Linked DNA regions of Homo sapiens: region 2 is linked to region 1. A link is a loop called in an ENCODE intact Hi-C map of the cell type or tissue named here. Cell type or tissue: CD14-positive monocyte. All regions are shown on one strand. Links, peaks and the distances in the headings refer to the core of each region. The heading gives the core; the rest is flanking DNA.

Evidence for each region. Hi-C counts contacts between places; a loop is a spot of excess contacts. Peaks named below come from ENCODE experiments on the same cell type or tissue, not always from the same donor. Only the 100,000 strongest peaks of a DNase experiment are listed, where the experiment ranks them.
Region 2: a loop joins it to region 1, with 3 times the contacts of the local background. A loop is called at or near these places in 2 of 110 quality-filtered maps.

Annotation. Positions count from the first base shown.
Region 1 is chr17:10,058,583-10,071,186 of GRCh38, forward strand. The region is part of intron 1 of GAS7 (growth arrest specific 7); the gene reads right to left. Among named protein-coding and RNA genes, the nearest start is that of GAS7, 130 kb to the right of the region's middle. RefSeq lists enhancers at 1,210-1,309, 2,400-2,901, 9,798-10,297. In CD14-positive monocyte, for the core only: no CTCF peak of the experiment used is centred there; DNase peaks (open chromatin) are centred at 2,609, 4,549, 5,369 and 6,109; H3K4me3 peaks cover 1,132 bases; H3K27ac peaks cover 4,558 bases.
Region 2 is chr17:10,151,242-10,163,845 of GRCh38, forward strand. All of the region lies in intron 1 of GAS7 (growth arrest specific 7), which reads right to left. Among named protein-coding and RNA genes, the nearest start is that of GAS7, 41 kb to the right of the region's middle. RefSeq lists an enhancer at 5,918-6,137. In CD14-positive monocyte, for the core only: no CTCF peak of the experiment used is centred there; a DNase peak (open chromatin) is centred at 5,840; H3K4me3 peaks cover 2,510 bases; H3K27ac peaks cover 5,550 bases.

The sequences.
Region 1 (12,604 bases), core at 1,946-9,945:
TCGGACAACTCCTCTGGCTGGGCCAGTGTTCTGATACCGGTGCCATCCTCTCCCAGACTCAGGAGAACAGAGCTGTGGCCTGCTATGGTGAGATGCCTTATAGTTTGCAACCCACTCTGCTCTCAGACACATCACACCCCTATCACAGTCCTCAATAGGTTCACACTGGCCGTAACATTGACTCATTGCAATGCCAGGGGAAGATATTTAGCACATCTTGAGGTTAGGTGGGGAAATAGAGCCTCAGAAAAGTTGACAAAATGGTCACACAGGTAGAAAGTGGCTGAATCCACGCAAATCCAAGTTTTGTAGATTCAAACTTCCATGCTCTTTCCAGAGGCCGATCCAGATCAAGTTATACAATCCTGTGTTCATTACACGTCTCCGGCTTGCAAAACCAGAAAGGAACATCAGGGTATGCTGTCCACGCTGTATCCCCTTTCACTGTTGTGTACACCCACACGCTGCCTGGTCCCATGACAGAATGCGCACAAACGTGGCATGCATGAGTAAGTCAGAAGACCAGTGTGGACCTGGTTTCCCATCCCACTTTCCCCAGGGCAGCTGTGTGACATCTGGCAGAGCGTGTCACCTCTCTGAGCATCTCCCTCATCTAGAACCTGGGGGAACTGTATCTGCTGGTTCCCAAGGGCCTTTTCAGGCTTCTCCTGAGAACTCTATTATGCTACTTGGAGCCACGTGGCCTCTACAAATTCTCGCTACACTGGGGAATTAAGAAAAGGCAAACTGAGGAGGAGAAGATCCAAAACAGGAAACTGAGGTAAATCCCCGGAAATCAAGAAAAACTCACTTCCCACAGAGCTCATCTCAGATACTTCCCCTGCCCAAGTGGCTTTCTCTTCTTTCCAGACCCTTGGGTCATGGTGCGACCCAGACTCACTGGATGCATGAGGAGGACTGATACACGGGAAGACAGAAGAATCCCCCAAATCCCCCCCAGAGCAGAGCCAAACCCTAGCCAAGCAAGAGGTCATCCAAGGAAGATTTCTCCTCCTGCAGGAGTGGCGGCTGCCTCGCACTCAACCTGGTCCAATTAGCTTCGAGCATCTGCATCAAAGATAACCAGCAGAGCCCTGGTTCCAACTCACCTCAGCCTTGTGGTGTGTCCTTATGCAAATCTGACACGCTGGTCATTTTCTGCCACCATCCCCACATCCGCTGCTTCCCCGTGGCATCGGCTAATTCACTGTGCAAAGCAGCATTTATATATAGAAAGTTGCAGCCACGCAGGTTAGCATTAAAATAGAGACTTGACGTTGCCGTGGCAACCAAACAAATGATATTCAAAATGAAAGAGAAGTATTCTGCAATCGGGAAAGCATGTCCACAGCCTTCCAGGGCAGCTGGGCCCTTTCCCCCTGAGGGTGGGTGGGATGCCTCTGGAGAAGTGCCTGGTCCTGATGAACCTCCACCTCCCCATTAGGTCACCCACTCTGCTTTCAGCAGCAGCCATCATCCCCTGCACATGCTCCTTCCGGTCTAGAGTGGACCCAAGGCCAAGACACTGAGGGAGTGTGATAATCCAACCAGGTAGAGCAATTTGCAAAAACTCTACTCCTTAAAGCGCCGAGGAGAAGCAGCCCTGGTGCTTTAGTAAGGGTGCTTCTGGAAACAAGGCTGGCCTTCTGCCACTGCCTGCCATAACGAAGAGTCGAGAGGCCACCAGCTAGCCGAGTGACACTGGGCAGGCTTCTGTACCTCTCTGAGCTTCCAGCTTAAAATGAGCTGGGAGTGGGAGGAGGGAGCAGCAGCGCAGGGTCTTCAACCTCATGACTCCGGGATGTGCAACTTTTCCCTGCTACCACCACCTCCTTTTTCTACATTCCTCTTGGATATTGCTGAAGCCCCAGGGCCAGACAGAAGTTACTGATTCCCAGGTCTGGCACATGGAATAACCCTGTCACTTTCATTCTGTACACCTGGCCACCACCCAGAAAGCCCGCAGTCCCCAAGACAGAATGCCTAGATTCTGGTCTTCAAGGAGCTAGGGGCCTTGAACAAATCTTGGACCTTTCTGGGGCTCATTTCTAAATGTCAAAATCAAGTGTTATCTAGAAAGACTGAAATTAAAAAGAATGACAATACCAAGTGCCGACAAGGATGCAGAGCAACTGGAATTCTCACACGTTGCTCGTGCGAACACAAAATGGTATGGTCCTTCTGCAGAGCAGTGTGGCAGTTTCCTGTAACATTAAACATACATTTACCATGTGGCCCAGCGATCCCACATGTAGCCTGTGTTTCTGAACCAGGGGCGACTTTGTCCCCCCTGAGGACATTTGGCAAGCCTTGGACACATTTATGGGTTGTCATGACGGAGGTGGGAGAGGCTGAGTGAGTGCATTAGCTCCCTGCAGAGACCTCTGTTGTTTCCAAAGAGACACCTAGAACCAAGAGTATCTCTGACCTAAGCTGAGGGCTAGAGAGTGGCCTTGGCTGTGCAAATCCACCGAAGGCTCTGTAAATGGTCTCCCTTCTGACCCAGCCCAAGCTCCTAAGCCAGGACCAAAACTGACTGTGCCAATCTGCTTCCCTCTCCTGGAGCAGTTCCCAAACCAAATGCAAACCTCATGGTTGCCCCACTGAACCCTGGAAGAACACAACTTCCTACTTACCCAGAACAACAACTTCAAAGCCACTTTGCGTGGTTGCTGGCTCCGAAGCCACACAGAGATGACGGATTACAAGGAAGAAATCAGAACCATATGGATTTCATATTCAGCAAAATAAACAGAATTACAGCATTGGGGTTGGGCTCAAGAAACCAGGGGACTGTGTGTTTGGCCCAGAGCCCAGGCTTGGTGGCCCCCAGCATGGGCTGGGCTCTCCTGGCCTCTCCTCCCCACCCATGACTCCCACAAACAGCGCCAGGGGCGTCCAGCCTGCTGTCTGCCCCTCCTTGCCAAGGCCCCAGCAAGCAATCCTGCTTCGGCTGACATTTTCGTGTTTTATTGAGTTTTTTTATATCCTCTTTTATGGCACAGTTGAAGATAGTTCAGCTTCTTTTCTAGCTTCGTCCAAAGATGCACACAAGCACCGACAGGAATGCGGTGTCGTTAATGACAGTGTGACAGCTCTGGAGCCTCTGGGGGGAAGCTGTAGGAAGGGGCAGCTGTGGCACCCACCCCCTTTCAGGCCCCTGGTTCATTTCTCCCACAGCGAACTGTGCTGGGCGTTCCCACTCCCAGCCTCCCTCTCAGGCCAGAACAGAGGAACTCTTTCCTCTCCTGGTTTCTAGGGGAACAATATGGCACTCCATGTGTAGCCTGTGTTTCTGAACTAGGGGCGCTTTTTCCCCAGGGGCCAATGGGGCAATACTTGGTGACATTTACTGGCCAAGGACGCTGCTAAACACTCAACAATGCACAGGACCGCCGCCCACAACAAAACAACCATCCAACCCGAAATGTCAACAGTAACATGGCCGAAAACCCTGGTACAGACACACTGACCAGGCTTCAGTTGGTTCCCGGTGCCCCCGACCCAGGTGCATGTCCACGGAGGGATCAAGCTCAGGACTTTTAGAGATCACAGACAAGTTCTGACCTACATGAAGGAGGAAATTTACCATTCTGGTAATTACTTTAAAGTAAATTCTAGGCTGGGCACAATGGTTCATGCTTGTAATCCCAGCACTTTGGGAGGCCAAGGCGGGTGGATTACTTGAGGTCAGGAGTTCAAGACCAGCCTGGCCAACGTGGCGAAACCTCGTCTCTACTAAAAATACACAAATTAGCTAGGCATGGTGGTGCACACGTGTAATCTCGACAACTCAGGAGGCTGAGACATGAGAATCACTTGAACCCGGGAGGTGGAGGTTGCAGTGAGCCGAGATTGCGTCGCTGCACTCCAGCCCAGGCGACAGAGTGAGACTCTGTCTCAAAAATAAAATAAAATAGAAAATAAAATAAGTTCTACAACTGATCGAGATATCATTTGATCTTCCAATGATTCTCCATGGATATAGAGAAAAGTTAAACAAACTTTAAAAACATAAAACACATCTTGCCCATAGAAACCACACGAACACAGTGGGCACAGATCATTTAAATATCCTGATGTGAATAACTTTAAATAACACAGCTAATTCTGCTTTGCTGGTGGGTTGCTTTTTGGTCTCAGAAATCCCTGAACCAGCAAATCAGGGCTGCTCACATCCCTATTCTCTCCCTTTCCTTTCTTCTCTCCCCCAGGAGTGCTGAGCCACCATTAGCTGACACTAATTCCTAATGACCCTGCAGATCTCAGCTCCCACCGCAAATGCCCTCTCACCCCCCAGGATCCTGTGGGTAGCCGAGCAGTCCTGCACCACGTGAGTGAGGCCTGCAGTACTTGGGGCAGCCCAGGGGAAGGCAGGGATGTCCAGGGAGCTCCATCCACACTGTGCAGACATCAGGGGGCACACAGTAGGATGGACCCCTCCCCACAGCAAAGGCAACCCTTGCCTCGCTCTGTGCTCCCACTTACCTGCTGGCTGGGTTTGCCAGAGTGGGCCAAGAAAGGGAAGCAGAGTGGCTCTGTGGTGGTTTCATGGGGTTTCCCCTAGAGGAACAGACAGGCAGAACTTGCTAATGCCACTTCTTTGTCATTCTTGCAAAAGGAGTTCCTGCTCCTGCCTACCTCCATCAAAATAATAGGCAACGGCATGGTGGCACCTGGCACGTGTGTGTGCGCGCGCACGCGTTTGTGTGTCTGTGTGTGTGTGTGCGTGCGCATGATACTCACAAAGACGTCCCCATGTCCTACACCTCAGGAGGACCCCTTCCATCCTGCTCTCTCTGCTGAGGAAACCTCTTATTTAACTTCTCAGTTGCAATGATCCACCATTTTCTGCCAAAGCTACCATCTCTGCTCCAAAGCAGAGAAGCAGCAGCTCCGGCAAAACCCTGACAAATCATCTAGTTTCTATGATTATGCTTATTCCAGAGAATGAATTCAAGGTTCAAACAGTTCGGCAGTTTGCCCCAGGCAAACTGGGGCAGAGTGCATACACTTAAACAGCTAATAATGGCGGTGCCGAGATCAGGGTGTCAGGGTGAGGATCTCATCCAAGGTCAGGCTGCTAACAAGATACGACACTGAGGGCTCAGCCCTGCACATCTGGCTCTGGAACTCTTAACTCATCACCTCCACTCTAACCTGTTCACCACGGCAGCTTCCTGACCACCGTCTAGTATGGCTCCACCCTGGGTCACCCTCCCTGGTCAAATGCTTCCTTCAAGACACTCAGGTCATGGGCTTCCCCTTGCACGGGTGGTGAGGGGGGCAGAGGAAGCATCTTTTTTTCATCCAGCCACAGCAGTTTCTTTGTTGCCTCAATGCCCCTAGTGAGTCACCTCCTCCAAAGGCCATTGCCAAAGAGAGCACCATTTTAGCACGAGCGCTCGTCCCCACTTCCCTTTTCCATTTCCCAACATGGCCCTCACCAGCTCGAACATTAGTCACACACGTGCCAACAGAAGTTCAAAGATGCTCCGATAATGTGATTTGTAAACACGAAGTCCCAGCAGCGGCGGCTGCTGCAGCTTCTTGGCTCTCTCACTCAATCCCCTACACCTTCTGGGGCCTCCCAGATTGACGTTTTCATTTCCCGGGCTCCACGACACGCAGGGACTGTGAGTCTGCTTTTCACACGTGGGAGTCTCGTGCCAGAGGCTGGGGCAGAGGAAAAGCCTCACAGCATGATCTGGCATTTCCAAGCACACCGTGGGGGTCTGTGACCTACAAAGCACAGCAGGCTCTCGTAGCATCTGTATGCTGTGTGGGCCTGCCCAGCAGGCCATACGTACCCCGGCTTCTGAAAGAAGCACCCTGATTTTTCTACTGTGGAACCACCTCACCTCATTCTCAGCCCTCGAGGTTTCCGGGAGCAAGTGGCTCCTGCCTGGCCAATTAGCACGTGCCCTCTCCCCAACCACGGTACTAGTTCACGAAGGGGCATATTACCCATCTGGGGCTGGATACCTGGAATTTGGTTTTGGAATTACTGGGGAAAGATGTATTACTATGACAAGATGCAAGCCTGAAGCTGCTGATGGTCACGCTGACAACTCGCAGAAGTCTCACTGAGAATGGAGCCAATGCAGAAGGAAGAGGGCTGATGAGGAAGACAGGGAATCAGAGATAGAGAAACATCAGACTGCTGACACTGTTTGTTTAAGCCACTTGATCAAACCATGCCTGAAGCTGAACTTCCTGGGACTGTTCCTTTTTTGTCTGAATCCAATTTGAGTGGGATTTCTTTTCACTGGATCTCGCTCTGTCCCCAGGCTGAAGTACAGTGGTACAATCATAGCTCACTGCAGCCTCAAACTCCTAGGCTCAAGTGATCCTCAGCCTCTCAAGTACCTGGGACTACAGGTGTGTGCCACCACACCTAGTGAATTTATTTTTTATTTATACAGATGGGGGTCTCACTACGTTGCTGAGGCTGGTCTCAAACTCCTGGGCTCAAGTGATTCTTTTGCCTTGACCTCCCAAAGAGCTGGGATTACAGGTCTAAGCCTGAATAGGATTTCTGTAACATTTAATAGAAAGAGTCCTGGCTAATAGTTCCTTGGTAAAGGGCAAGGTATACAGATAGCAACAATCAAAACTAAAGAACATAAAGCAGGGAGAATTTAGAGATTTGGTTCCTTTCTTGAGCCTGCACTTGTGGGTAAGCTTCTCTTCCAAAGATATCTGCATTTCTAAAAACCTTCCTTTGGCCACTATAACACTTGGTGTCTTAAAGCAACAGAAATGTATTCTCTCACAGTTCTGGATGCCAAGCTTCCAAAAATTAGTATCACTGAGCTGAAATCAAGGTATTGATAGGGCCATACTCCTCCCAGAGGGTCAAGGGGAGAACTCAGTCCTTGACTCTTTCAGCTCCTGGTAGCCGCTGGCATTCCTTGGCTTGTGGCTGCATCACTCAAATCCTACTTCCCCAATCATACCCTTTGTCTTCTATCTACAGTCAAATCTCCTTCAGCTTCTCTCTTATAAAGATGCTTGTGATTACATTTAGGGCTTACTCAGATAACCCAGGAAAACCTTCTCAATTCAAGATCCTTAACGTCATTGTACCTGCAAAGACTCTTTTCTAAATAAAATAACATTCCCAGGTTCTGGGGATTAGGACGTAGACAATCTTGGAGAGCCACTATCAGCTGCCCTCATCAGGCCAAGTTGGACCATGGATCAGAAATGTTGCTGTCAATACCTCTGATGCTTCCCCAGGTCCTCCTGGCTGGGACCTCTGGGGCCAACTGTGCCAGTCACATAACACTGGAAGAAGAAATAGCCAGAATGTTGGAGCTGGACTCAGAGTGGAAGATATGCAAGAGCACAGAGTGCCAGGGAGGTTCAGCAGGATTGGGAGCCCCAAAGGAGGTCTATCCGGAGCTCAAGTTAGGGGGCTGTATGCTTGGGGCCAAAATGTAACTTGACCTTGAGATAAGATGAAGGGAATTACAGTATACCCCTCTCCATAACCCCATTTCCCCAGTGACCAGATTGCTATGGCGTAGGGTAGGAAGGCACCATCTGTAGTGGAAATGGGAGGGAGAGGAAAGTAGGGACTGAAGAAGCACAAGAGAGACTGTGACAAGGAGCCAAGGCCAGGCTAATTTGTCGCCCAAGCTGGAGTGCAATGGCATGATCTCGGCTCACCACAACCTCCGCCTCCCGGGTTCAAGCGATTCTCCTGCCTCAGCCTCCTGAGTAGCTGGAATTACAGGCATGCGTCACCACGCCTAGCTAATTTTGTATTTTTAGGAGAGATGGGGTTTCTCCATGTTGGTCAGGCTGGTCTCAAACTCCCGACCTCAGGTGATCCGCCCGCCTCGGCCTTTCAAAGAGCTGGGATTACAGGTGTGAGCCACCACACCCAGCCTGGCCAGACTACTTTTTTTTGTTTTGTTTTTTGTTTTGCAGAGACAGACTCTTGCTATATTGCCCAGGCTGGTCTTGAACAGCTGGCCTCAGGCCATCCCCTCACCTCAGCCTCCCAAAGCACTGGGATTGCAGGTGTGAGCCACTGTGCCTGGCCTACAAGGTCAATTTTTTTAAAAACAGTTAACTGTTTATTTCAAGGTCTATTAATTAGGAAAAAACATATAAGTAGTTTGAAAGCCTGAGATGTGACTGTCATTCTGCAGGACATCAGGACAGCCTTTCTCTGCTTGGATTGGCTCCTGGGGTCACTGAATTTTGGAGTCAGGGGGAGCATTTCTAGGTCACCAAGTCCTGACAGTGTAGTGGTGAAGAGAGTAGACTTGGGAGCCAGACTGCCTGGGTTCAAATCCATGCTTTCCCAGGACAAGTTGCTTGATCTAGCTGGACAATCTCAAGTCAGCAATTCCCGTGAAGACAAAAAATAATAATGATGATGTAAGTATTAATAATAATACCTGTTACAAGGATCAAGTGAGTTAATAATGTACACAAAGCATTAAAAATTGGCCTCTCTTTGCTGACACTGCAGGCAAGTGATAGCTCCTTCTCCCAGCTCCATGGTTCTGCCATCCTTTACAAAAGGCTCTGATGAAATATGGGGGAGGGATGGGGTGGCGGGAGTGGAGTTTCCAGCCCACCACAGCAGAGGCTCCTCTGCCTTCCATTTTATTCCAACTCCCTTCACTTCTTCATGCAGACAAGTGTCCCACTTCTTTTTTTTGAGATGGAGTCTCGCTCTGTTGCCCAGGCTGGAGTGTAGTGGCGCGATCTCGGCTCGCTGCAACCTCCGCCTCCTGGGTTCAAGTGATTCTCCTACCTCAGCCTCCCAAGTAGCTGGGACTATAGGCGCATGCCACCACACCTGGCTAATTTTTGTAGTTTTAGTAGAGACGGGGTTTCACCATGTTGGCCAGGCTGGTCTCGAACTGCTGACCTTGTGATCTTGCCTCAGCCTCCCAAAGTGCTGGGATTACAAGTGCCCGCCACCACACCTGGCCAAGTGCCCCATTTCTGAGCTTACCTCAGCCCTATACCCCCACCCCCTCTGGCTAGGGGGTAATCAGAAGGAAGACCAATAGGACCAATGCTGAATACCTGCCTGGTGATTCACACAGAATAATCAGGCCAACCTCAAGCTAGGAATGTCTGCAAACACCTGTCCTAGTCCCCCTACACCATGACAGTTCTTTGAAAATACATCCCAGACACTCTCCATTAACCCTGCCCAGCCCTGGTTCAGGGTGGGCCTGATCGGAGACCATCAACCATCTCCTGTAAGTCTAAACAGAGGCTCAGACCGGGAGAAATAGATTCATACATAACTGAATCAGGTCCTTCGGAGGAAAGTTGATATCAACATTCCTTAACCTTGACACTAACCACTGAGGTGTGGTCACTGTTACGTTTTGTAAAGAATCGGGGTGTGGCCTCTCTGATATTATAGGTCCAAACCAATGGTCTCTACCTTGGTCATTCCCATGAAAACTATTTTGGGATTGTGCTCTGTCCTTCAGAGGCTTAACACAAACCATACCTGAGACTTCAGCCACACATAAACACACTCCAATACTTCCTCCCAAACCTTTTAAGCTGCTTTGTACGAAGCACAGTGACATCACACAGCACCCCAAAGAGGGACAGGCACCCCCATATGCACTTGATAGGCCGGCTCTTCCCAGAAGCATCATCAACTCCTTCAGGGCGCTTCCCTAAGTTTGATCCTAGGAGAACTTCTGCGGAACCTTTGCTAGAAAGCCCCTGACCCATTGAACCAGGATGACCCACTGACCCAGATGAAGCCCTGGGTTTCCTTCCCTGACCTGAAAACAGAGGCAGGCTATGCTGGGAGTTCCCAAAACCACCCTCAGCTCTGATGTTTCCCAGAAGGACTCATGGGACTCAGCATATGTTTTACTTCTGGTAAAGACTTATGGCCAGACACAGTAGCTCACACCTGTAATCCCAGCACTTTGGGAGGCTGAGGCAGGAGGATCACTTGAGGCCAGGAGTTCAAGACCAGCCTAGACAACATAGCAAAACCCTGTCTCTTAAAAAAAAAAAAAAATCACAAAATTAGCCAGGCATGGTGGCACACGCCTACAGTTCCAGCTTCTCGGGAGGCTGAGATGGAAGGATTGCTTGAGCCCAGGAGTTTGAGGCTGCAGTGAGCTAGGATCGTACCACTGCAATCCAGCCTGGGTGACAGAGTGAGATCCTGTCTCTATTTTTTTTTTAAGGGTCTTATTACAGCAAAAAAATACAAAGCAAAATCAGTGAAGGGACACAGAACCTGGGACAAGGTCCTGAGAAAACCAGGCGCAAGTTCAGGAGTCCTCTCCCAGCAGTCACATAGGATGTGCCTAATTCCTCCAGCAGTGAGTCCTGGTAGCATGTGTAAAACACTGTCTAGCAGGTAAGCTCATTACAGACTCAGTGCCCAGAGTTTTTATAAGGAGCTGGTCATGTAGGCATCCCCTGCCTAGCACAAACATGAATTGCAGACTCCCTGAAGAAATCCAGGTATTCAGCACAAACCGTATTACTCACATGAACAGTTTAGAGAACAGCCACCCTTACTATTCAGGGAATAGTGGGAGCCCTTCCTAAATGCAAGTTCCCAGACACCAGCCAAGGAACAATGTTGCCAGCAGGCCTTTCTAAGGAGGGCTCCCCGGCCTGCTACGTTGACTCTCTCTGCACCATGTCCGTGGAATGGTTACTTGAAGGGATTTCCCCTTTTGTCTGCCCATCCAGTGGCAGAATCCTGCCACTAAATCCTCAACAGGTGACAAGCCTCTCAAACACTTGTGCGGACAGAGAGCTCACTCCCTCACAAAGCTTCCTCTTCCATGTTGGCCTGTGATCCTTGCTAGTCCAGGAACACCAGCCTCTGAGTTCAGTATTTCATGCCAATAAACACTTCACATAATAACCACCACTACTATGATGTTGGGTCAGGCCTTGGGCCAAGCACATGACAAGCATGAGCTCATTTAATATTAATGTTTTATGATGGAGTCAACTATGCCTTAGAGACGCAAAGCGACTTGCCCAAGGTCACAGTGTTAATGGGTTTGAACTGTGGTCCATTTGACCCCACAGCCGGAGACCCTGAACCTCCCACACCCAGTATCTCCCGGGAGCCTATCTTTCACTGATCACCATTCTAATTTTCAGCATACTCTCATACCACTTTTTCCTCTTATTTGCTAATATTTTTAGTTGACTCACTTTTTTCTTTTAAAAATTGCACTGAACAGAAAATTGATGTGAGTCTGTGAATGGAAAACTAGTGACATTTGCCAGAAATCTATAATAACCATAAAAATAACCACAACAAACACCAAGCAATGTTATTCAATCTTTGCTGGATACTGCTACCTGCTGAGGCCTGCCCTCACCCGGCACCTCCCAAAACTTTCTCCTCAATGTAATCAGAAGCAAGGAGAGAACTGCAAAAGGAATACCCTTCTCTTGATGTGATTCACTGGTACTGAAAGTCTCGTCCAGAGACCACCTAAACCCATCTTGGCACAGCATCTCGGGAAATGCTATACTAGACCATAGGCACTAGATGACCTGCCCTGTTGAGCTCATTAGTCCCAGCAGGGACTCCTAGCTTTCTATGCACCCCACTCCTCTATCCCCAGTCTTGAGGTTTGTTCCATCTCCTTCCTCTCTCATTCATTCTCATTTATTCGCCAACTTTTGTGGCCACTAAGTCCTGGGAATCATCCAGCCACCAGCCTGGGTCAGCTGCCCAGCCTCCCAGCCCAGCTCTCCCTTCGTTCTCTCTCTTCTTTTTTTTTTTTTTTTTTTTTTTTTAATTTTTAATTTTTGGAGATGGAGTCTCGCTCTGTCACCCAGGCTGGAGTGCAGTGGCACGATCTCAGCTCACTACAACCTGCGCCTCCCAGGTTCAAGCGATTCTCCTGCCTCAGCCTCCAGTGTAGCTGGGACTAAAGGCCTGCGCCACCATGCCTCGCTAATTTTTGTATTTTTAGTAGAGACGGGGTTTCACCATGTTCGCCAGGCTGGTCTCGAACTCCTGACCTCTGGTGATCTGCCTGCCTCAGCCTCCCAAAGTGCTGGGATCACAGGCGTGAGCCACTGTGCCCGGCCTCCCTTCATTCTCTTTCTGTTTTCATGGGTTCTGCTCAGCTTACCAGGCTACTAGCCTGGTCTTGCAGAGAGAAAATGCCAGCAAAGATGCCGTCCCTCCTGCCCTATTCTAAATCTAGAGTCTAGGGAGAGGGAGGCAGAGGCAGAATGGGGACATCACAACCTATGGGACAGAGGTTGGGGTGGTGGCGAAGGAAGAGCATACAGAGAGTAGAAGTCAGAAATGTGCTATTAGGTTGGTGCAAAAGTAATTGCGTTTTTTGCCATTAAAAATGGACAAAATAGCAATTACTTTTGCACCAACCTAAATATTTCTCTAGAAACCAGGGACTCCCACATCCCCATCCCTGTCTGACTCCTACACAATCCTCTGGCCTGGCATCTGGAACACCTGCTCAGCCCAATCATGAACTCAAAGGAGCCACCTGACTGGGTCAGAGGGTCCCACACAGAAGCCAGTTGGTGGGGTGTTCCCAGCCAGCAGGACCCCAAAAAACTCCAAGCAGAGAGAGCCAGTGAGGCG
Region 2 (12,604 bases), core at 1,530-9,529, 92 kb after region 1:
TGGTTCTCCTGCCTCAGCCCTGCTAGTAGCTGGGACTATAGGCACAGGCCAACATACCAAGTTAAAGGGTTTCGTTTGCTTGTTTTTGTTTTTGTTTTTTTTTTAAATACTTGTCACTGATGAAGCTCAGATGAAGCCTCTTTTAAGTATTGTTTTCTAACAATACTGTTTTCTAACAAAACTGTCACATGTTCATTTTTCTTGGTGATATTTTATCTTGTTATTAAATATTATTCTACGTCATTTAATGACAGCATTTAATGTGATTATAAGAGTCTATCATCAATCTACGTACCTACCTACCATCTATCTATTTATTTACAGATAGGGCCTCACTCTGTCATCCAGGCTGGAGTGCAATGGCATGATCATGGCTCACTGCAACCTTGACATCCTTGGCTCAAGTGAGTCTCCCACCTAAGCCTCCTGAATAGCTAGGGCTACAGGTGTACACCACCATGCCCAGCTACTTTTTTTATTTTTTACAGAGAAAGGGTTTCCCTAATGTTGCCCAAGCTAGTCTTGAACTCCTGGCTTCAAGCGCTCCTCCTGCCTCGGCCTCCCAAAGTGCTAGGATTACAAGCACGAGCCACCATAACCCAACCTAAATAAAGTTTTCCAGTTTTGACTTTTACTTCTGACACCCTTTCAGTTTCCCTTTGTTAATGGAAGAAGAGAGAGAATCACTGCTGCATTCCAAAATGGAAGGAAAAGAGAGCCAGGACTTTCAGTTGCCAGTGGCAGAAATCCAATCCACAAGTTTAAGCCAACACAAAGGAGGATTTATCAGCATGCATCACTGGAGTTCAGTGATGCCTGGTTCCAGGGACTCACACAATGTCTACAGGACATCTTCTCTCACCTCTGACTGGCTGTCACGTGTAGGTGGACTCTGCCCCAACTAGAGAGCCACTGGTAACTTCCTCCCAACTTAGCAACGTATCTTGGTTGACAAGCCCCACCAAAGTCACATGGCGGGGTGAGAATAGGGAAGTTCCCCGAAAAGATGGGAGATAGAACATTATGACAGGCAGATCAAAACAGAAGCTGTACCAATCCACTTTAGTCAGCAATCGACTCCCCAAGAGAATCTTATTGAGGAACGATTCTGTGCTCAGCACCGTCTAAGGCATGCAGGCGGAACACAGAAGGATTCATCACAATACCTTGACTTTGTAAAGCATCACTTCCCAGTGAAGAATTGACTGTGCGTGCATTAGCTCTTAACCCTTAGAGTTCCCAGTACTTAGCTTAATTTCACACATGACAAAAGGAGACCCACCTAGACCGAGTGACTCATTCAAGGTCACACAGCCAAGATGTGACTCCAGATAGACATTCCCCCAGTCCAGTGCCTCGTCCACTGCTGCCGTGTGCAAGGGGCCATGTTAAACATGACGGTGGAGAGCAAGATGGCAGAGGAGGAGACGCAGCCTTCAAGGCCTCTCTATATTAACATAAATGCTCCAATCTGTCAATTCAGGGTGGCATGTGCAGGTGCCGCTTAGGTGCCTCCTCCCAAGGAAGACAAGGCCCTGAGAGCTGAAGATGAGCAAGAGTTTCTAGAGGAGGACTTTGCAGGATGCAGGGAGATGGTGAGGAGGGCCAGACAGGCCAAGCAAGGGTAGGTGCGTGGCCATTTCTTACACTTCTTCAGAAATCAATGAGAAACCTGGCTGGGCACAGTGGCTCACACCTGTAATACCCAGCACTTTGGGAGGCGGGTGGATTATCTGAGGTCAGGAATTTGAGACCAGCCTGACCAACATGGTAAAACCCCATCCCCACTAAAAATACAAAAAAAAAAAAAAAAAAAAATTAGCTGGGCATAGTGGCGGGCACCTGTAATCCCAGCTACTCAGGGTAGCTTAGGCAGGAGAATTGCTTGAACCCAGGAGGAGGAGGTTACACTGAGCCAAGATCACGCCATTACACTCCAGCCCAGGTGACACGGCAAGCCTCCGTCTCAAAAAAAAAACACTGGGCGTGGTGGCTCACGCCTGTAATCCCAGCACTTTGGGAGCCCGAGGTAGGCAGATCACGAGGTCAGGAATTCAAGACCAGCCTGGCCAAGAGACCAGCCTGGCCAATATGGTGAAACCCCATCTCTACTAAAAATACAAAAATTAGCCGGGTGTGGTGGCGGGTGCCTGTAACCCAGCTACTTGGGAGGCTGAGGCAGGAGAATTGCTTGTACCCAGGGGGCACAGGTTGCAGTGAGCTGAGATCATGCCACTGCACTCCAGCCTGGGTGACAGAGTGAGACTCTTTGACTCACAAAAAAAAAAAAAAAAAGAAATCAATGAGAAACCTGAAGCCTGACTGGCTGGAACAGAAGGAATCCGTAAGAAATGAGTAGAAGAATAAAATAATAATGTTTTTTAAATTAGTATTGTTCTTTTAAATTATTTACATGTATTAAATCATTCATTTACTTTTCCTATTTTATGAAATAAGTCCCACTATCATGCCCATTTTACAGATGAGGAAATTGATGTACCAAAAGGTTTGAGCAACTTCCTGCAGGTCAGAGTGACCAAGCAGGCCAGGTGAGGTGGCTCATGCCTGTAATCCCAGCATTTTGGGAGGCCAAGATGGGAGGATCACTTGAGGCCTGGAGTTCAAGACCGGCCTGGGCAACATAAAAAGATTCATCTCTATAAAAACAACAAGTTTTAAAATGTAATTTAGCTGGGTGTGGTGGTATGCACCTGTAGTCCCAGCTACTTGGAAGGTTGAGGCAGGAGGACTGCTTGAGCCCAGGAGTTTGAGGTAATAAACACAATAATAATGTAATCTGGATCTATAATTCCAAATAATTTCATCATGGGACATGGTAGAGAAAAGATAGAAAGGAAAGTAAAAATATGCTGAGACTCTTGCCTTTTTGGCAAATAGAATATAAATGCTGGTTAACTGTAGTCTTTGATTAAAATATATATTAAAATATACATATTAAAAATTCACACAGGCCAAACTGGGTCTGATGGCTCATGCCTGTAATCCAGACAGTTTGGGAGGCCGAGGCAGGAGGATCACTTGAGCTCAGGAGTTTAAGACCAGCCTGGGCAACATAGAGAGACCTTGTCTCTACAAGAAATAAAATTAAAAATTTAGCCAGGCATGGTAGCAAACATCTGTGGTCTCAGCTACTCAGGAGGCCAAGGTGGGAGGATTGCTTGAACCCAGGAGGTCGAGACTGCAGTTAGCAGTGATCATGCCACTGCACTCCAGCTTAGATGACAGGGTGAGGCCTTGTCTCAAGAAAAACAAAAAAAAAAAATTCACAGGCCAGGCATAGTGGCTGACGCTTGTAATCCCATCACTTTGGGAGGCTGAGGCCAGAGGATCACTTGAGGCCAGGAGTTTGAGACCAGCCAGGGCAGTATAGTGAGACTGCCGCCCAACCGCCCATCTCTATTTTTCAAAAAGAAAGAAAGAAAAACAGAGTGACTGAGCAGAGATTCAAAACTCAGTCCAAACCCACTGGTTTCCCTGTGCTCTTAACAACTGTATCATGCTGTCTATGGGTGATGCTCCCCAGCCAGCTAGAAAACACCTTCACTATAGGTGAAAAGTGGTGCTCACTGCACTGTGTTCAGGAAAAGTGTGTCCTGGAGAAACGCTTCATAAAGGTGGAGCTACCATTACCCCAATCCCCAACCCCAGGCTACACACACACACACACACACACACACACACACACACACACACAAAACCCATGTCCACAGTCTGCATGGGAACCTCCATCCCTAAATCCTACTAAACCAATAACTCTTTTTTTTTTTTTGAGACAAAGTCTCACTCTTGTCCCCCAGTCTGGAGTGCAGTGGCACGATCTCGGCTCACTGCGACCTCCGCCTCCCGGGTTCAAGCGATTCTCCTGTCTCAGCCTCCCGAGTACCTGGGATTACAGGTGCGTACCAACACACCCAGCTAATTTTTTGTATTTTAAGTAGAGATGGGGTTTCACCATGTTGGCCAGGCTGGTCTCGAACTCCTGACCTCAGGTGATCCACCCATCTCGGCCTCCCAAAGTGCTGGGATTACAGGTGTGAGCCACCGTGCCCGGCCACCAATAACTCTTTTTAAGACAAGAAATATTAAAGTAAAAACAATTCCTCTCCCTCCACTTCCCTTCTCCCAAGACTCTTCCTTCTGATAGCCATGTTTTCAGGCTCACCCCCAGCTCTGCCCTATTCAGAAACCAAAGGTCCTCATAAAAGTATTTGTAATAATGTGTGAATGACTCGTGAGCTTCAAATAACTGTCTCTGCAGCAAATGGCCAGCCTCCAAATAGAAGCTAGTTCAAGCCAGTTTCCTTGGCTCATTTCCCACCGCTATGTCAGGGATCAATTTAGACCATGGCCTCCCTCCCATTTTCTCTTCCCTGGCGGTACCATTCTTCTGGTCCTCCCACTCCCATCCCAAAACTGGTCCACTCAGTCCTCTCCTGTTCAGAGGCAGCCTTCATGACAGTGTCGGAGACCCTAAGGGTTAAATATACAGCAGTGGTTTAAAGTTTTACCTGTATTTACTCATTTGATCCTTAAAATAACCCTAAGAGACATGTATTATAATGGTCCTATTTCCAGATGAGAAATCTGAGATACAGAAAGGTTATGTAATCTGCCCAGGGACTCACAGCTAGTAAGTAGTACAGCTGGCATTGACACCCCGCACTCTCTGAACCACTATGCCACACAGGCATGGATGAGCAACCCTCACCAAGAGTCAGGTTCGAAGGGAATACATTCTCTTCCAACCATGCAACTGACTTCCTTACTTGTTCCATTGCCCCAGCCTAGAGACGAGATTCTCTAACTCCGACCTAGCTTCTTTCCCAACTCTGACTTTTTCTTCTTGCTCCACCCATCCTTAGCTCCGCCACAATGTCCCTCTCTTTCCATCACTTTTTTGGTCCTTGATAATATTTCCTTCGTAAGCAGATTTCTCCAAACCTCTACCCTGGGGAGCCCATTCTGGCATTCCACCTCCTAAACCCATGTTCCTGCAAAGTGTCTCTGTTGTCCTAGCCCTCCATGCCACAGCCATGGGTGCCCTTCGCCTGTTTCTTGACTCAAGCCAGGCAGGAGGAGGATCTTTATGAACAAGATCCCCCACCCCATATGTCTGCATTTAATTTCAGATCAGTTCCTAGGCCAAAGCTCTCTTCCAAACTCGTCAAGAGAAGTTTTAAATATATTCTCCCAGAGCAAATAATTTTGTGTTTTAACATGGGACAAAGCTCTAGAAACATCTCTGGGCTGGTGACTCTCCACTTGCCTGTCGGGAGCTAGCTTTGGCCCTTCTCCTGCAGCTCCTGCACCAGAAGGCTGACCCACAGGGACTCCAGGGACCCTCGCACCCTCTGGCTACAGTGAAAGACAATTTGGCCACTGAAAGTCATAGGTAGGAGATGAAGGTTCATGAGGAAAGCGAGGTTGGGGTATTTTCACCAGTTCCCTCCTAGCAGGCTGCAGGCTGCAGGCTGGGGTTGGGAGTAGCAGTGGCTTCTTTAGAGCAGTCGGCCCCCTCCTGCTGCAGGCCTCCCTCCCTTTTCCCCTCTCTGGGCGTGCTTCCCCATCCTCTACCCTGCTCAAGCCTCTATAAACAGCCCCTCCTTCAAACTCCCCACTGCCTTCCCAATCAAGATCCCCCTCCAGGCACCCTCAATAGTGGAGTTCAGACACAGCCACTGAGGACAAGCTCTCTGCAAGCCCTGGACACCAAAGTATTTTGGTGACCACTTCCTCCTAACCAGGCCTTGGTCGGTGGCTCCTTCACAAAATGACATCTGAGAAGAAACAGAAAGCCAAATGAGGATGTGGGTGGCCCTGCTCCTCCCCGGACACAGACCCATGCATCATGACAAGGCCACACATGCCCAGTCACAGGATTTGACACATGGGACCCCTGGGAGAAGGAGGAAACACCCACGGCTTACAAACCCGCAGCAAACCCAGAGTCCTCAGCCTAGGAAAGGGGCTGGGGACAGGGCCTGACACCCTGAAGTGCAAGGCCTGCCAACCTTGGAGCTGACGAGGGGAATAATTTTTTTAAAGATCCATTACTGTCAACTGCCCCCGGGAACACCCTTCTTTGCACCAACTCCCCTGCCTTTCAATATGAAGACAAGTCTGACGCCTACGTGGGGAACTCAAAGTCACACTTCCTCTGGCAGCCGTTGGTCAAACCGCTTTATAAATCTGCTAATGATTTTGTGTTATCCTGCTAGACTGACACTCGTTGGAAAAAAAAGTTACATAACTGGAAATGATTAGAAGATAAGGCTTTGAGCATCATGCTTGGAAATTTCACTGCTCTGCCCAATTTTGGGCTGAGTTTTAACAAACCAGCATTTCCTGGCTCCTGACACTGGGAAGCCTTGTAGGTGTGAGAATCTGCTTCCAGTTAATAGTAGACACTTTGGAACCAGGTTTGTCACATGAATATACCCTTGGTCCTCCCGTCAGTCAACTGGACTCTTCACCCTCCCCGCAAAAAATTTAAAAGCCACCCTTAGACATATCACCCTTAGGCATATCACCCTTAGACACACACAATTTCACACACATGTGAAACCCAGATGGCCAGTAAGCATATAGGTACTCGTAGGCTGGACATGGTGGTATCCACCTGCAGTCCCAGCTACTCTAGGAGGCTGGGATGGGAGGATTGCTTGAGCCCAGGAGATTGAGGTTCCAGTGAGCTATGATCGTACCACTGCGCTCCAGCCTAGGCAACAGAACAAAATCCTGTTATTTTATTTTATTTTTATTTTTTGAGACGGAGTCTCGCTCTGTCACCCAGGCTGGAGTGCAGCGGCACAATCTCGGCTCACTGCAAGCTCTGCCTCCCAGGTTGATGCCATCCTCCTGCCTCAGCCTCCCTAGTAGCTGGGTCTACAGGCGTCCGCCACCACACCTGGCTAATTTTTTTGTATTTTTTTAGTAGAGACGGGGTTTCACCGTGTTAGCCAGGATGGTCTCGATCTCCTGACCTTGTGATCCACCCACCTCGGCCTCCCAAAGCGCTGGGATTACAGGCGTGAGCCACCGCACCCGGCCAATCCTGTTTTTTCTTTTTTTGGTAAAAAAAAAAAAAAAAAAAAAAAACAAGGCCAGGTGCAGGGGGCTCGCATCTGTAATCCCAACACTTTGGGAGGCCGAGGTAGGAGAGTCACTTGAGGCCAGGAGTTCAAGACCAGCCTGGGTAACATAGCAAGATCCCACCTCTATAAAAAGAAAAATAAAAAAAGATATGTGCATTACACTGTATGTAAGTTAATGCTCTGTATACTGAACTCCTTAGAATGAAGTATACTGCTGTTCTCAACTTACTTTGAAATGTTTCCAAAAAAATACGATTGATGGAAGGATAGAAGGTTAGATATGCAATAAAACAAGTATAAGAAAATGTTAATGGCGGAATCTGATGATGGGTATATAAGTGTGCACTGTAATTCTTGCAACTCTTCAAATTTTTCATAATAAAATTCTGAAAAATTGCTAATTAAAAAGGTAAAGAGGCCAAGCACAGTGGGGCACACCTGTAATCTCAGCACCTTGGGAGGCCAAGGTGGGAGGATCATTTGAGCTGAGGAGTTCAAGATCAGCCTGGGCAACATGGTGAAACCTCATCTCTTCTAAAAAATACAAAATATTAGCTGGGCATGGTGGCATGCACATGTAGTCCCAGATACTCGGGAGGCTGAGGTGAGAGGATCATCACCTGAGCCCAGGAAGTGGAGGCTGCAGTGAGCCAAGATCACACCACTGCACTCCAGCGTGGACAACAGAGTGAGACACTGTCTCTAAAACATATATATATATATATATATATATATATATATTAAAGATAACACACACGCACAATGTGAGACCCCTACACGTTCACCCAAATGACTAAAATCTGTAAAACCAGCAATGGCACACACAGACAAGGATGTAGAACTATGAGAAGTCACAGACAGTGCCAGTGGGAGTGGAACACTATTTGGTAGTATTTCCCAAGAGTAAACATATGATACACATATTCTATGACCTAGCAATCCTACCCCTAGGTGAATACCCAACACAAATGAGAGCTTTCGTCCACCAAAAACATGTACGAGAATGTTCAAGGTAGCACTGTTCATAATAGTATGAAAGAACCCAAAGATCCAAGAGTAGGATAAATAATTGATGGTGTATTTATTCATAGGGTGACACACTACACAGCAATGAGAATGAACTACTGCCACCCATAATATAGGTGAATCTCACAAACAAGGTGTTAAGTGAGAAAAGCCAGATGCACCCCCCCCAACCTCCATCACCAAAAAGAATAACTTCTCTATGCTCAGTTTATGTAAAATTTAAAACCAAGCAAAATTATTACACAATCTAGAAGTCAAGATCGGGGTCACCTTTGGAAGAGAGTACTGACTTGGAGAGAAGGTTTCTTAGGTCCTGGGTAAGTTCCGTGTCTGACGTAGATGCTCATTACAAGAGTGTTCCCAGTTTATGAAAACGCATCAAACTATACACATGAAGTGTGACCTTTTTTTTTTTTTTTTTGAGACAGTGTCTCACTCTGTCGCCCAGGCTGAAGTGCAGTGGCACGATCTTGGCTCCCTGCAACCTCTGCCTCCCAGGCTCAAGTGATCCTCCCACCTCAGTCTCCTGAGTAGCTGGGACTACAGGTGCATGCCACCACACCTAGCTAATTTTTTTGTAGAGACAGGGTTTCCCCATATTGCCCAGGCTGGTCTTGAACTCCTGAGCTCAAGTAATCCAACCACCTCAGCCTCCTGAGTAGCTGGCACTACAGGTGCGTGCCACCACACCTAGCTAATTTCTTGTAGGGACAGGGTTTCCCCATATTGCCCAGGCTGGTCTTGAACTCCTGAGCTCAAGCGATCCACCCACCTCAGCCTCCCAAGGTGCTGGGATTACAGGCATGAGCGACCCTGTCTGGCCAGGTATGACCGTTCTTCTGTATGTAGGTTACACTTCAACTTAAAAAATTTACACTAAAAATTGTATTAAAAAAAAAGGTGGATCTTCAAGCAATTCGTAGAGATCTAGGGGGTATTTTTAATTGTTTCTCTTTGATTTTGTCCCTATTTCTACTGCCCATTTAAAACACAGATATTAAATAAAACAGTTACAGGACCATATAGAGCTAAAAGCGACTTCGAAGATCACCTAGTTTAATTCCTCTGTTTTACAGATGTTGAGAGCTGAGGCTGAGAAAGCTTAAGAGACTTGCCCAGGTTACCTAGCCAGGAAGAAGAAAGGCACCTAGAGCCTGTGAATCCCAGCTCCCTGTCTAGTGGTCTCTCCACGGCATACCAAACCTCTGTAATCTCACCATGACTGCCTGGGCTCACCCTTGCCACCAGGCAGATCACATCACAGGTGCGCAATATGACATTTTCCTCTAACTATAATATAGAAAGTTAAGGAAGTATGTGCTTTGCTTGTCGTTTATTTCAGGGATGGGTCTCACTATGTTGCCTAGGCTGAATAGCAGTGGCTTCACACAGGCAAAATCATAAAACACTAAAACCTCAAACTCCTGGCCTCAAGCAATCCTCCTACCTCAGCCTCCCAAGTAGCGGGAACTGCTGGCATGAGCCACCACACCTGGTCATAATATGGCTGTTTTTGACAGGATGCAGTAAGTTGGAAGCCATAGAAATTGAAACCATACACACACACACACACACACACACACACACACACACACAGACGAAGGCATGGCAGTATTTATTGGCTCATATAACTTGGAAGTTCAAGAGTGTCTGGCCTTCAGTTGCAGATGGATCCAAGCACTTGAACAAGGGTCGCGGCTCCGTTTTGTTTGTTTGTTTGCGGTTTTTGTTTGTTTTTTGCTAGCTTCATTCTCAGGTGCTTCCCAAGTATTACCAAAGATGGTCATGGCAGCTCCAAGTTTATAATCTTCCTAGCTTTAACAACCCCAGGGGAAGAAAGCATTTCTTTGCCAAACTATACAGCAAAAGGTCCTAGGGAGGGAAGAAGCTCATGAACCCAGCTTGGGTGACATGTCCATTTCTGGTTCACTGTAGTGAGAGGGATTTAGGAGAGGCCTGGTTCTAACCAAACTCAAACCAGCTCCAACCAATAGTTCACTCATTTTCCAATGAACCCACTGCATCTGTGGTTCCCCAAAGAAAAATGGAAGTGTCGTTACCAGAAGAAGGAGAATCAGAGACAACAGACCACAAATATCCACTACAGTAGGTGCCATCTTGTCCTCTGACTCGAGCACTGTAACAGGATTTTACCATGTCAACGGGAAAGGAAGGTCGCAGACTTTGAACTTGAGCTTCCTGCAGACTCACATTCCCACACATTTCAGCTGACTGCTCAACAGTTAATCTTGACAGATCTCAGTTGTTCCACTCAGTCATTAACTATTACATTTAAATCAAATATGCCCTCCAGCCCAAGCCAAAAAACATACAATGATGGATGATGAAGCCAAATGCAAATGTCCAGTTGCCAATCTGCCTTACAAAAACGCCTTCCCAGGCCGGGTGCGGTGGCTCATGCGTGTAATCCCAGCATTTTGGGAGGCCGAGGCGGGCGGATCATGAGGTCAGGAGATCGAGACCATCCTGGTTAACGCGGTGAAACCCCGTCTCTACTAAAAAACATACAAAAAATTAGCCAGGCGTGGTGGCGGGCGCCTGTATTTCCAGCTACTCAGGAGGCTGAGGCAGGAGAATGGCGTGAACCCGGGAGGCGGAGCCTGCAGTGAGCCGAGATTGTGCCACTGCACTCCAGCCTGGGCGACAGAGCAAGACTCCATCTCAAAAAAAAAAAAAAAAAAAAAATCGCCTTCCCAGAATGCTGGCAGAACCCTTCCGAAGGCTCCCAGTCTGAAGGTGCTAATATCGCCCAGGCACATGCTGGTCCCTCTGAGATAAACTGAAAGCAGTGACTTGGCTTGGGATTGTCCCTGCTCTGACAGCCCGGCCTGAAGAAGCAGCGCTGCCCAGTGTAAGAATCACACAGTCTGTGCTGAGAAGCTGGGCGGGCTTATTTCAGGGGGAAAAACATCACACTGAATCCTCTCTCTCTAGGAGGGAGCTGTATATTTTATGAATGGTGTGAACCACTCCTGGATGTTACTTCCTGAATTTATTTAAAGAATTTAATGTATCCTTCAAGTTTCCTGGGTCCCCCCTCCCACTCATTCTTGACAAGCACTCTGGGGGAGCTTGTATCTTTTGATTTTTTTAAAGAAGGAAAAAAATACCAAGGGATTGCCGAAGTCCCAGTTTGCTCCACGAGTCACTTTTTAAAAGTTTGATCTTTTCATGTCACTGGCTATTTACTGTGTTAAGTTTCCAGAGATGTATTAAGTGAGAAAAAACAGCCACATCTGATCAGTCCATATTTTTCTATGAATCAATAACTTGTCATAAAAGAAGAGCAGAAATTAGTTGCCTATTAAAAATGTTCAAATGCTAAGCTAAATAAGCCCATCACACGAGGGGAAGTATATGATTCCAATTATATGAGGTCCCTAGTATAGTCAAATTCATAGAGATAGAAAGGACAATGGAGTTACCAGGGGCTGGCGGGGAGAGGGAATGGGGAGTGACTGTTTACTGGGTTCAGAGTTTCAGTTTTGCAAAATGAAAAAGGCTCTGGGGCTAAATCATGGTGAAGGCTGTACAACAATGTGATGTGCTTAATACTGAACTATAGACTTCCAATGGTTAAGATGGTAAATTTTGTTATATGTGATTTATCATAGTTTAAAAAATAAATGTAAAAAGGACAACAAAAAAATATTTTAGAAACAGGCCAGACACGATGGCTCAGAAACCCTGTCTCTACAAAGAAAAAAAAATTATTTTTCTTTGTAGAGACTGGGTCTTACTCTGTCACCCAGGCTGGACTGCAGTCGCGTGATCTCGGCTCACTGCAACCTCTGCCTCCCGGGTTCGAGCTATTCTCCTGCCTCAGCCTCCTGAGGAGCTGGGATTACAGGCATGCGCCAACACGCCCGCTAATTTTTGTATTTTTTTAGTAGAGACGGGGTGCGGGGGAGTGGTTTCACCATGTTGGCCAGGCTGGTTTTGGAACTCCTGACCTCCAGTGATCCGCTTGCCTCGGCCTCCCAAAGTGTTGGGATTACAGGCACGAGCCACCAGGCTGGGCCAAAAAATTTTTAATTTAAAAAAAAAAAAAAGAAAGGGAAACATAGATTGGAATAAGATTTAAAGAAATCAAAATATCTGGCTACAAAAATGCTTGAGAGAGAAATACAGATTAAAGTTGAAAGAAATAAAAAGGCATCTAACATATTTTAAATTAGTACCTCCTGAATATTGTCTGTTCTTTATCACTCCTGCATCTTACCTCAGCTCTTCCACCTGGGTTGGGGGATAGGGCCATACTTTGAGTGCTGACAAGCTCTTGGTTCCAATCCATCCTTGGCATTCCCATTCTCCCAGCAAGCCCCCAAGACTTTCCCCATGGGGCGGCTTTACCCTGAGGGTTAGAGCTCATGTTGAGTTACAGAGACCTGGGATACATACCTCTTTCTATCTGGGTGCCCTTAGGTCAGTTACTCCAGTCC